Linked DNA regions of Homo sapiens: region 1 is linked to region 2. Evidence: chromatin contacts called from ENCODE Hi-C or POLR2A ChIA-PET data. All regions are on one chromosome and are shown on one strand. Each heading gives the region's core, a stretch centred on a gene start or an enhancer-like site at or near the end of the contact. The rest is flanking DNA. Distances are from core to core; before and after follow the strand shown.

Region 1 (6,810 bases), core at 3,677-6,176, 65 kb before region 2:
TATCAACCAGAAAGTGGGCCCTCACCAGACACCAAATCTGCCAGCACCTGGATCTTGGACTTCCCAGGCTCCAGAACTGTAAGAAGTAAAAATTTCTATGGAATGTTATTATAGAGCTTGAATGGACTAAGAAAAATCCCTACATTGTGCCAGACAGGGTTCTAGACACAGAAGGGAGCAGTGAACAAAACAGACACAACCCTAAAAATTCCTGTCCTTTGGCCTGGGGAGGAGAGAATCAAACAAGAAATAAAATGAGTAAGAGGGACAGTATGCGAGATGATGATAAAGGCTATGGCAAAAACTGAGCAGGAAAGGGGAATAGGGAGCCCTAGGGGTGAGATGGAGGTTATTTATTTATTTAAGCAGAGTGGTCTGGGAAAGCCTTTTGAAGAGGTGATGTTTGAGCAAAGACCTGAAGGAAGTGGGAGAGCAAGCCCTGGGAAGTGCAAAGGCCTTGAGTCGGGTCATACCTGGTGTGTTCAAGGCACAGCAAAGAGGCCAGAGTGGCTGAGATGAGCTCAGAGACGTAAAGGCAGCAGTGAGGCTGATGGTGTAAGTGCTTAAAGCTTGTTGTAAATTCTATCTGACTGCACAGGAATAGCCCATGAAAGGAGAAAAGATTGAAGAAGCTGTAATTTTCAGTGGTGGAAAAGGAGCCAGGTGGGTGTATTACTTACCTATGGCTACCCAAGAAATCACGTAGCAGCCCCCAAACGTAGCAGTTTAAAACAGCAAATATTATCTCACTATTTCTATGGGATCAGGAATTTAGGCACAGCTTAGGTCTTTTCTTAAGACTACAACTGAAGTGTGACCTGGGGCTGCAGTTATCCTGCCTTTTTTTTATTTTTGAGAGGGAGTCTCGCTCTGTCGCCAGTCAAGAGTGCTGTGGCGCGATCTCGACTCACTGCAACCTCCAACTCCTTGGTTCAAGGGATTCTCCTGCCTCTGCCTCCCGAGTAGCTGGGATTACAGGCATGCGCCACCATGCCCGGCTAATTTTTTTGTATTTTTAGTAGAGATGGGGTTTCACTATGTTGGCCAGGATGGTCTCGATCTCCTGACCTTGTGATCCGCCCGCCTCGGCCTCCCAAAGTGCTGGGATTACAGGCGTGAGCCACCGCGCCCGGCCCAGTTATCCTGTCGTGATGGGAAAGGTCGGCTTCTACTCTGGCTCCAGGGGCTGTTGGCAGGATTCCATTCCCCGCAGGCTGTTGGCTGGAGGTCTCCCTTGGTTCTTTGCCATGTGGTGCTCTCCTAGTTCATTCAGCTCACAAAATGGCATCTGGCTTCCCCCAAAGCCAGAGAGTGCCTAAGAAGGAAGCCACAGTCCTTTGGTGACTTAATCTTGGAAGCGACATCTCATTGCCTCTGCCAGTAAACCCAGTCCTTGCTGGGCGGAGGAGATTAAGCAGGAATACCAGGGGAAGGGAACCAACCAGGTGATCATTTGATCAAATCAATTAATTTAGAGGCAAAGTTGCCTGCCATCAGGGAGCTGTAATTTTCAGGTGTGGTGAAGTTGCCGAAGACTACAGATAGGTGAGAGATTATTTGTCCATATGCTGGAGGGATATTTGGGCCTTACTTTGCAAGTATAATTCAGTAGTACTTTCTACAAGTGTTAGGCGTAATTGAATAACTAGGAACTATGTATTTATTTACTTATCTTTGTGGTCCTAGCTAACCTGGCCCATTAGGCCTCTGGCTGCTCATTCTGGGCCGTTTCCACCTGCAGGGAAAGAGCATTTATTTATGCGTGTGAGGGTGTGTTATTTTAGTCCGTGTAAAGCAGCAAGTGCGCATGCGCGTCTGTGCTTACTTGGTATGTGTCTGCATCGTGGGTCCTACTCTTCCCTGGGCCTACAGACCCCTGGGTTCACCTTTCCTTGGCTCCCCGCTCTGCACTTTGTCGGGAGGTCACGTGTGAGGAAACAAGCCCCACGTGGTTTTAATCATTTTGCTATAAAAGCTGAGCTGCTCTCCGCTTTGATCCAGGCTGAACTGCTGGAGGAAGGGCTGGGGCTGAGCTGGCCTGTCCGCGGAGTGCTCCGCACACAGCTCCCACATCAGACGGCAGCCGTAAAATGGAGCACAGCTCGTTAATTCTCCCTCTTAACCAGGGCACCTGACAAGAAGTGACTTTGAAAACCCGGAGGACGGATGGGCGGGTGGGCGGCTCTTGGTCTAGGCAAGGAACATCTGTTTCCAGGTCCCTGGCTGTTAAATTGACATCTTTTTATTTGAAAAGTTTCTTTTATTTCCCAACTTCCTGCAATTGGCAAGGTCTCTGTGCCAGGGAACAGAGAGTCATGGTTTTGCAGACAATACCAGCTGAGTGGCATCACTGTCCTGCAGGACAGACGTACAAGTGCCAAGGTAGGATGTCTGGTGCTTTGTCAATTGTTAAACCTATGTTTGTGCAGAGAACATCAAACCCCATTTTAAAAAAAGCAAAAATGGCCTTGAAATTGAAAACCCTGTGAACGTTGTGAGCCTCCATCTGAGAAATATTAACGTTTCTGAGCTAGAAAATTCACGGGAAGCCTGTTGTGTTCCATTGAGTGTTCTCTTCCTGGGCTCAGCAGTCAAGTTTCCTTAGCAAGAATGACCCACATGCCTGCTGTCTGCAGCGTTCATCCTGTTTGGTGATCAAAGACCCCAACTTTGACCTTTAAGCCCTAATGGCAGAAGCCACTAGCAAAGGCTGGGTTGGCTCTTCTCAAGGTGAGAGCCCAAGACCCTTAGGATGGGAGACTGAAAGTGATGGGTGGAAGATTCTTTTATCTCTACTGTTTCTGGGAGCCTTTGGATCATCTTGTGTTCCTGGCCATCTGATCCATGTGCTTTATCCTGCATCCTTTAGGATCCACCCTTGGCTAGGTGGATCATTGTCAGTAGGACAGACAACAGTCAGTATTTGAGAAACAAAGGCATGGCAGAATCCCAAGGGATCATCAAGAGATAACTGCATCTCATATCCCCCTCAGCGTGCACGTGTGTGTGTGCATGTGTGTGTACATGTGGTGCCAGAAGATGTGAGTGTGAATGTTGGCGCATCTGTGTGAATGCATTGGTGCCATAGTGTTTCTGAAGCATGTGTCTGTGAAGTGAGTAGATGAGTGCATAAAATATCTTTGTCAGAACATGCTTCTGTGTGTTAAGGTGCATGAGGAACCACTGGGACGAAGTGGCGGTGTGCACTTGTGGGATGTGCATGAGAACGCGCATTTCCTCATAATCATGTTTCCTGAAAGTGATGGAACTATCCTTCCTGGTTCTGCTTTAGCAGTGATTGAACACTCATGCCTCTCAATTTTCAAGGCCTCTCATATTCCCATCCCCATCTCTTTGAAGCCTCCATCAAAATTATAGTCTGTCCAGTCAGATTGCCTGGGTCTATCTCTTTCTAGACTTGGCGAGTTGCTTAGCTCTCTACACCTTAGTTTCCTTATTTGTATAAGGGCAACATAGTACTAGATTGGAGAATCCATGAAATAATTCATGTAAAGCAACTTGAAATTGCCTGGCACAGAGTAAGCATTTGGTTAGATGTCATCAGTACCACCCTTTGTCACTTCTGTCACTCCTACCTCTTATCTCAAATCATGTCCTTCCATTGTGCTTTGGTAGTCTTCCATTCTCTCCCATCTCCCTTCATCACATTATCAACCCTCATCAAGTTAATGACCCTAGCACCTTCACCACTGCTGCTGCACACCGCCTTTCTAATCTAGACGACCAAATTAGGGAGTTCCCAGAAGGGTGAGACCAGCAGAGTGTGACCCTGCCAAGATGGGTCAGTTGAGTGGCAGAATCAGAATGTAGAGACTCCTTGATTTCTCAGTGTTTCGAGGGCAGATCAAGAACAGGAGAGTGAAAGTAGGAAGGGAGCCACCCAAAATGGCCCCTGTAGCATGCTTGCTCTCCCCTTCTCCCATCCCCTCTTTGGACTTGGCTCGGGGTGAGGAGGGAGGCCGTGGGGCAAGGCTATGCCTGTTATCAGCTTGGGACATCCAAGAAAGAAGTCAATGTGCTGGTCACTTTGGCTTTTCCATTCCAATATGAATATATTAAAATGCAACATTCCAGCTGTGCAAATCCCCAAGCCCTTAAAATAAAAGGTTTTTAACTTTAACCATTAAAGATTTAACTAGCCAATAAATCTAAGTATGTGGGGGGTTGTTAGCAAACGTTTATTATATTGCTCTTGCTTTTAACTTAAGAGAAAATGGCAAGTACGGACTTCCATGAAAAAGACATTCCCTTGTGCTCAAAAACGGATGTCAAACCCCAACCAAAAAAAGCAAGAGGTGGCTGTTTCCGGAAGGATCCACTCACTTTCCTCCAAATCTCTTTAGGAGTTAAAACGGCTATATCTGTTTTACAAACCAATTTGCTTGCTACAAAAAAATAAAATCAAATAATAATAATAAAAAAAGCCTGTAATAGCCTCTCGTTGCCACAGTCAGAACATGACTGACTAAATTAATCCAAAAGTCTACTTGCAGTTTGAGCATCTTGGCGCCAACTTTTCTAGAACTAGATTTTATAAAGGCACAAAGGGGATATAGCTTTGGTGAAGAAATCACAAGATCTTTCTCTTTTAGTATCTTCTGGGTGAGTTGGGTAATCCATGTCTTGGATTATAGTGCTTAGCTTTGCCATTTTTACATTTAAGGCAAGCAAGCAGCAAGCCATCTGCCCAGTAGTGAAATATGGCTTTTAATTTACACAAATGTAAAAGTATAGAAGTTAACAATCATATTCACCCTGGACTTAAAAAATGAATAGAAGCCAGATAAATCTTGGCCATTAAAGAAAAAAAAAAAAAAAAGATCTGACGTACATGTTGAGTTATACCAGCCAGCACGGGGACAGAGCCGCATTCCAGATGTGCTATTTTCCTGCCCATTGACAGCTCTCCAGCCCACTCCAGTAGTAAAAAAGTCCTGAAGTGGATTTTTTTAATCTGGTGTAGACTCCTTTTTGCCCGTGAGGCCTGCTGGGTGGGTCCGCTGGGTTTCATTTCTCACAGAAGGAACCAGTGAGCCCTGTTTGTGGGAAATACACAGTAAATCCTGGCCTTTGCTCAGGAAACCTCCCTCTGGAGCATTTTTCACGTCTAAATAGGAGCTGAATAAAGTTGATAAGCGGTTGTATTTTTTTTTAAGTGATTGTACTTTTCACTCAAAGCCGTTTAGCTCAAAGATTTTGTGCTCTTAGAGGCCTTACCCTCTGCTCCCTAAATTAGAAGCCAGAGTAGCATGACGATGGTAAAGCACATCCACAGCCTGTTCAAATTGCAGGGGACACCTACATTTTCCTTTTGAGTAGCAACCCGTCTCCCTGGCCTCAGTAGAGGAAGGGCTGATTCCAGAGTTGCCTCTGCTCGTATGATACATTTCCTCCATTCCCCTGCAGCTGCCTAGATGGAAATGTGACTCCCAGGGTTCTGGGGTGCGGAAGTATTTCCCTTGGAGGTCCCTAGCATTGTCCTTTGATGTGAGTGTGACAGGGAAGGGCTAAGCTTGCTAAATTTTAAGTCTCCTCCATGGATTGGGAGGTGGAGGCACTGGAAGAGTTATTTTCAAACCAGCCTGGAATATAAGGGAAGCTGTGGCCGATTTGCTGGAGGCAAAGCCAGAAACTTCAAAGACCTGTTTTCAGCCTCTAAACAGCAAGGATATTCAACACGTGGGGGAGGCACAGGGTGGTCCCTGCCAGCTTCTCCCCAGGGAGTTTCCAAGCGGACTTTGCTGTCCCTTCTGCCTTCTCTAATTTTCAAATCCCAGATGGTTGAACTCTGGAGAGAGACAAAGCAAGAGACAGACTCCTCAATTATTATTAGAATGCTTTGCTTCCTGAATGATAGGCTGCTTTGAAAGGAAAAAATTTTATTTGGATCCCTAGTACCTGTGGAACTGTACATGGCAGTGCTGTTTTTTGGGGGAATAATCTTGGTGTTCTTGGAGAAAAGGCACCCGCACTTCCTGTCAGAAGGATTACAGTTGTTTAGAAACTGCTCATTCCATTTGTTCATTCATCCATTCATATATTAGCTCATTCATTCATTCAATAAATATTTCTGGATACTTCCTATGTGTCTTACTCTCTGCTTGGTTCAGGGCTGTAGGCAGAACAGGACCCAATGCCTGGGTAGACAGCCAGAGCCCTCTGGAATGAGAAAAGTAATCCTTGACTCTAACCCTAGAGATTACTAAGTGGGCCTGTCCTCTCTGAGTGTTCAAAACAGAAGAGTCTTGCACGTTAGAGGTCGATTAGTCCTTCGGCTTTGGTTGTCCCCTTGAGTTTTTCACTGCTCTATTTCAGATCTCCCTACTGTCCATAACTCCAACTCCATGATCTCCTCCATATTCAATCCCTGCTTTTAGAGAAGGCAGGCAATGTTGGCTCCGCCTCCCCGGTAGCTTCAACCCCCCTGCTCCCACCAATGCCCTCCCACCCACAATCCCAGCCACAGTGTCAAAGTGGATCCCTCCTATTTCCCTCTTGATCCCTCTGCTCTCACCTTTTCCAGAACCCCCCGTACCACAAAATTCCTCTCTCTTGCATCTGCTCAGTCTCTCCTCCGACCAGGACTTCAGAGGCCTGTCCCCATGCTGTGGGCTTTCCCCTCCAAGGTTCAGCATGGCCAGTCTCTTGGTGGCTACGACCTCCGACTGAGGGAAGGGACAGACTCCATCTGCACGAGCTGGGATCATTCCCTCTCCCGCCATGACACGGGCCCCAACACTTTCTCCCGCTGCTGCTTTTTCCCTTCCCCTTCTGAAAGTAGCCATTTAA
Region 2 (5,920 bases), core at 676-3,175:
TCAGCAAACTAACACAGGAACAGAAAACCAAATACCACACGTTCTCACTCATAAGTGGGAGCTGAACAGTGAGAACACATGGACACAGGGAGGGGAACATCACACACCAAGGCCTGTCTGGTGTGGGGAGGGGAGGGAGAGCATCAGGACAAATAGCTAATGCATGTGGGGCTTAAACCTAGATGACGGGTTGATAGGTGCAGCAATCCACTATGGCACACATATACCTATGTAACAAACCATACCTTCTGCACATGTATCCCAGAACTTAAAGTAAAATAAAAATTAAAAAAAATTACACTGGAAAAAAAAAAAGAGTGTGTACTCTGGTGAGATAGGGTTTGGTTTAGGTCCCAGCTCCTTTACTTACTAGCTATTCTTAGCTATGCTCTCAAAATTGTCACTTTTCTCATCTGTAAAATGGGTATATGAGGGTTTCCGTTTTCATAAGATTATTATAAGAGTTATACAAAGTAATAAATAAGAGATAATAAATAAATAAATGCATAGAGCGTCTAGTGTGTAGTAAACCCTCAAAGTCTCTTATGTCTTCTTATCTCTGCCCCCTAAAACTTTCCAGCAGCCAAAGTTTCAAATTTTGGAGCTTACCATCTCTGCTGCACAACTTACTTGACAGGGACTGTTTCTTTCTTCCCCCTCCCTTGAATGTTGAGCTGCCACAGTAATTGCATCAGATTACCCTCACCCCAATCTCCCTCCTAGACATTCTGTCCCTGGGACCTTGGCCCTGCTCTGTGCGCTCGTGCTCCATGCTTTTCTCTGGAGTGTGAGCCAGTCTCCAAGTCCAGTTAGCATATCTCTGTGGAGTGTCCTCTGGGGGCCGAGGGACAGTCCGGCTGGGAGGTCTTACTCCTTATCATGGATGACCTCGTTGTGAACCTTCTTGAGGCAGTGGGGAGAAATGTAAAACATTCAGACAAGTTGTTATTTGTCATCCCTCTCGCCCACCCCTAAAAAGTTAACAGCATTTAACTCCCTCTCTAAAACACAGAGTTTAGTCAAAACCCTTTTTGTCTATAGACATAGAGTGAACGTTTAATTTGGCTCTGGAAGCTGTGCTGAAGAAACCACTCAGGAGGCCAGAGGGGATGTCTGTGGTGGGTCAGATCTCTCAGTGTGAGAGGGGGTTAGACGCGGAGACAGGGAGGAGTCAGTGTGGTCTGAGGCTCCACGGTGATCCAAGGCTGTGTCCACAGTGGCTCTGAGATGGAAGCTTCCTTGGTTTCTGCAGGACACCCTGGCAAAGCAGTGTCCCAAGAACAGTGTGTCATCTTTTTCATTTGGAAACTGAGACAGTGGTCTCCTATTGTAACAGGACTCCCCCACTCTGTCCTCTCTGAGCCCCATCTCAGGAGATTTTTGGCATGGATATCAAGGCAAAAATGGGTAGTTTTTTCAGAGAAGATGAATCATCTGCATACTCTCTTCAGAGGGAATTGGCTTTCGAAACCCAAATCTCTCATGTGATGTAAATAGTGAAACTGAAGGCCGGGATGTCAGGGTGTTAGGGAGGTTGGCTATGCTAGGAAAGCAGGAGTGCTGAGTCAGTGGACGGAGGCAGATTTTGATGAGTATTGCGAATTACTGGTTTGGCATGGAACATGAAATGGCTTTGTACCAACTCATTGGTGGGGAAAAAAGGGGCTGGCACGAGCAGAGACCCTAACTGGCTTAGGTAGAGTGATGGTGTCTGTGAGCTTCTTCTCAGAGATCACAGAGCTTCCCAAGGAGGGTGGAACTGATAACTTCCCTAAAGCAAGGAAGAGGGTCATTCTCCTGTCTCAGTTACTACTGTTGTGCCCGTCGGAGTGGATAAAGCATATTTCTTAGAGAGGACCACAGAAGCGAGGGCTTTGGGGAGGGAGGTGATCTTGAGGAGGGTAGGAGAAGTGGAGTGAAGACATTTTTTCTTTCTGATTCTTCCAGAAGAGGACTAAATTGGTTGGTGGATGATAGTTGTCCTTTGTATGGAGGCTGGATGTAGAAGGTGCTGCAAGCTCTGCAAGCTGATTAGTTAATGTGGAAGCTGAAACCTGCCTTGGGAAGCTGACCATTGACCATTGTCTTGCTTTTACCTGGGTTGCTTCCTTGTTTCTCTTTAGGTTTTTAAGAAAGGATAAAGGCTGAACAGATCTCTGCAGTTACAATTATTCATACTAGAAGATACTGCTAACCTCTTTGTTATTTGAGCAGCTGGATGAGATTCCTGATTTCCATAATCTGTACCTGGAGGTTTATACAGGAGAGGATCACTGGGGCAGACTTGAACCATGGTGCCCACAAGTGGGGAGGGTGCTCCAGCGGCCATGGAAAGAACTTCCTTCTGCAGTTGGAGACAGCCTTCTGTGTGGGTGAGTGGAGACATAATCCCTTTTATCCTGGCTTTGGTTTGCTTGATTACCTCTTTAGCAGTGCAATTCGTGACTGCAACAGGTGTCAGACTTTGTAAAGGCAGAGGCTGAGAGCTGGCCAAGACACTTTGTCATTCCTGACCTGTATGGCTGGAACTTCTATACTATGAAGTCTTATTCCCAATTGCAGTCGCTTGTTCTAGGGATGGGAGAATAAGACATTGTGTTGATTTCTGACAAAGTCCATGAACCAGTCACAAAGGGCGGTCTCTTCTTCCAAATCCAGAAAAGAAGCTACGATGAAAGAATTGGGGTGGGTGGAATGGGTGTGAGCGATGGTGGTTTGTCACTGTCTTGGAAAATCGTCTTATGCTTTTACAAATCACAGGAAGTGAAAGAGAAGAAACAGCTGGATTCTTTTCATCACCTTGGCACATATTTTATCCTGAAATAACACACTACACTTTGAGAGAGTGTAGAAAGTGGGCAGTGCGATAGAATGGGAGCCGGGACACTGAGATTGTAGTCTGCTGCTGACCAGTTGTGGAACTCTGGCGAGTTGGCTCTCTGGGTGGATCCAGTTTGTCCTCTGTTGGAGGGAGCAGGGAGAGCAGGGGTGGACAGGAATTAGGTGGTCTCTAGTCTATGACTCACTGGCCGCAGCATGACCACCTCTCCCTCACGCAGCCAAGGATGGGGATTGCTCTCAGCTGCTGTGTCCTCTCCCCTCCCTCCCTCCCTCCCCAGCGGGTTATCATGCTGACTCGACTAACACAAACCCCCATCTGGATGCAGTCCAAACGCCAGATGTGCCCCCGATTAGTGTCAGTCTGGGGAATGTTTCCATGACTGAAAGGTCAGTGTCGGCTGGAAGTGCCCAGAGTGGGCGTCTGCTCCCCACCCCACGTCAGCTGCAAGGGCTGAACCTTCCATTATCTCACTGGCCAAGGAACGGAGCTGGGTGGGGTGGGAGGCAGCAGGAGTGGGGTGTTGGCCAAGTTCAGGAGGTCCTTGTTTTACTTGCCTTCTCTCTTCACTCTCAGGCTGAAGGACAGAGTGTGATTTTCTACTTGGAAGAGACTCCAGGGCTCTGCAGAGAGGGAAGCCCTGCTGGTGTGTAACCGAAAACACTTAGCTCTCCTTTAGATCTGCAATGTGCTCGTGTCTCTTCTGATTTTCTTAGGGGGGCTGTCACCTCCACTATGGAAAGAGAAATGAATGATAATATTGCGATGGGCCGGGCTGCCATGTTTTGCTCTATTTACAGGTCATTTTAAGTATCGCTTCTACACTTCAGATGGGCTTTCATGTTTAATTTCATGCTTGTAGGGCCATGCAAGGCTTTCCTCTAGGTAGCAATGAAAATTAAATACAATTGAGTTTGATGTGTACCTTATTGATTCCAGACCCATTTCAGCAGACTGTGACACTTCAGCGACCTGCAAATTCTACACATTAGAGTTCATATTTTATACAAACTCCGTACACCTAAGATGTGGACTTAACATTTCTACCAACAACATCCAACTTCCAACAAAAGATGCAGGCCCATCAGAAGATGAAAGCTACTAATGAAGATGCATTAAAGATGATATTTATGGCCACCCCTTAGGGAAAAAAAGATTCATAAATAATTTCATGGAAATTACACCCAAAATAGAGTCATAATTTCCTCAATTTCACGTTTTCCTTTTGGTTCTCTGCAGGCCACTTCTTGTTTCATGCGTCACCACAACTCCATTTTAAAGGGGTGAGGTAGGAGAGGGGAGAGGTTGTATGTTAACTGGCCTGGGAACGGCTAAGTAATGAAAACGGCTCGGCACCTGTGATTGATAGTGTTCTGTCAAAGCACGGAACTTCTCTTCTTTGCTTGTGACTGACTGGCAGGTGACGTGTACTTCTCTGTGGCCCACGGCTCCTCTGGCAGAGGTGGCCTTACGTGGCTCCTCTGGCAGAGGCAGCCTTAGAGAAGGCCACTTGAGCAGGGGGAACAGTTGGTAATCAGAGGTAAAGTTGAGGAAGGCCAAGTGGGCAGGCCTGATCAGAAACGCTTTCAGGGTATTGTGGCAATCATCTCTCTTCTGCAGCCGAGCTGGGAATTAGAGTCTTTCTTCAGCCGGGAGTGGGAGAAAGGGAATTTTTACTAGAGGGCATGGCCTTCTGAGGCAGGGGAAGAAAGCATCTTCTGCCAGCTGGGGCAGGGAACGGAGGTGAGTCAGAAAGGCTTGTGGAGAGTGGTATTCCCCACTGGGGGTCACAGGGCCACTTGTGAAATGACGCCTAGATGTTGGTCTACAGCCAAGGTTCTCAACCTTGGCTGCGTATCAGAATCACCTGGGGAGCTCTTACAATCCTGATGTCCAGGCCCCACCTCAGCCAGATTACATCAGAATCTCTGGGGTGGGACCCAGGCTGAGGTAGTTGTTAAGGCTCCCCGGGTAATTCCACTGTCTATCCCGTCTTGAGACCCATTGATCTAGGACCTTACTAATCAAAGCGTTGTATGAAGACCAGCAGCATCGTATCACCTGGGACTTGTGAGAATTGTTAGACACGTAGAATCTCAGGCCCCACCCCAGCATCTCCAGTTTAAAAATCCCCAGGAGATTTGGACTCTATTAAAGTGTGCGTAGCTGGGGTTTTCAAACTTGACTGCACATTAAAATCATCTGGAGAGCTTTTAAAAATCCCAATGCTCAGGCCACACCTCATACCAATTAAATCCGAATTTCTGAGGGTGGGAGACAAGCAGCTTTTTAATAGGTTTTCAGGTGATTCCAACGTGCATGAGTTCTCAGCCGTGGATACATATTAGAATCACCTGGGGAGCTTTTAAATCTCCCAATGCCCAAACCCTACTCTCAGAAATTCTGATTTAATTGGTCTAGGATAGGCGGCAAAACGATTCCTAGGTGATTGTAATATGCAGCCAGTGGAGCCTCCCTTCCAGAATGTTGGTTCAGCTTCACTGAAGGTACAACCAGCTTAAAAACCCTCACTGCAAGTCAGTGGATCCAGTAACAGTTGGAGAAAAAGAATGAGCAGGCCATGGCTAGACTTAGTTTCCAGGGCTTTGATATTTGATCTCCTTACATGTGATAACTACGATTCTTTTTTTTTTTTTTTATGAATTCAGATATTTATATGCTCCTCTAGTTTTCTAATAAAGTTCCTTTTGAAAAATTCAACCTCAATGCAGCTGAGTTAAGAGATAAAAGCACTGGCCTACACCTGGGGCCACAGGATCTCTGAGCAGCTAAGGGGTCAGGTGGGATGGAGGCAAGAGAGGTTATGGTGGAGAATTTGGGTGCACCGGGACCCAGAGAAAGACCCCGAGGGATAAGCAAAAGGTGAGCTGATTGCAATTTTCTTGTTCTATTTACTCTGTGATACTGTCATCATTTCTAACATGACTGTGGAGTCGAGTAGTTATAGAATTGCTGGATTTAGCAAATAAAAACCCATAGCACCCAGTTACATTCAAATTTCAGGTAAATAATTTTTAGCATAAGTATGACTCATGTAATATTTGAGACGTACTTATTCTA

What was found. A loop is a pair of places that touch in the nucleus more often than their neighbours do. ChIA-PET counts read pairs that join two places held with the same protein, here RNA polymerase II (POLR2A).
Region 1: a map of uterus shows a loop between it and region 2 (2.1-fold over the local background). The contact joins the enhancer-like site here to the promoter of LINC01914 in region 2. A Hi-C loop is called at or near these places in 1 of 168 maps with a recorded cell type or tissue (uterus). POLR2A ChIA-PET finds 5 or more read pairs at or near these places in 2 of 52 experiments (A673 and BJ).

What each region holds. Positions count from the first base shown.
Region 1 is chr2:41,997,132-42,003,941 of GRCh38, reverse strand. No RefSeq gene overlaps it. Among named protein-coding and RNA genes, the nearest start is that of LINC02898, 47 kb to the right of the region's middle. Within about 2 kb of position 4,926, at least 8 of the 41 ENCODE cell types and tissues checked have a DNase peak (open chromatin) inside an H3K27ac peak, as active enhancers do; they include uterus, where a contact is called at or near this core.
Region 2 is chr2:41,929,728-41,935,647 of GRCh38, reverse strand. LINC01914 (long intergenic non-protein coding RNA 1914) reads left to right here and starts at 1,925. Exons shown (of 3, transcript NR_110263.1): 1 at 1,925-2,372; 2 at 3,416-3,485; 3 at 3,779-4,049. It overlaps LINC02898 (long intergenic non-protein coding RNA 2898), which reads left to right. Exons shown (of 4, transcript NR_161189.1): 4 at 1-280. RefSeq lists enhancers at 4,313-4,402, 4,443-4,502, 3,906-5,105.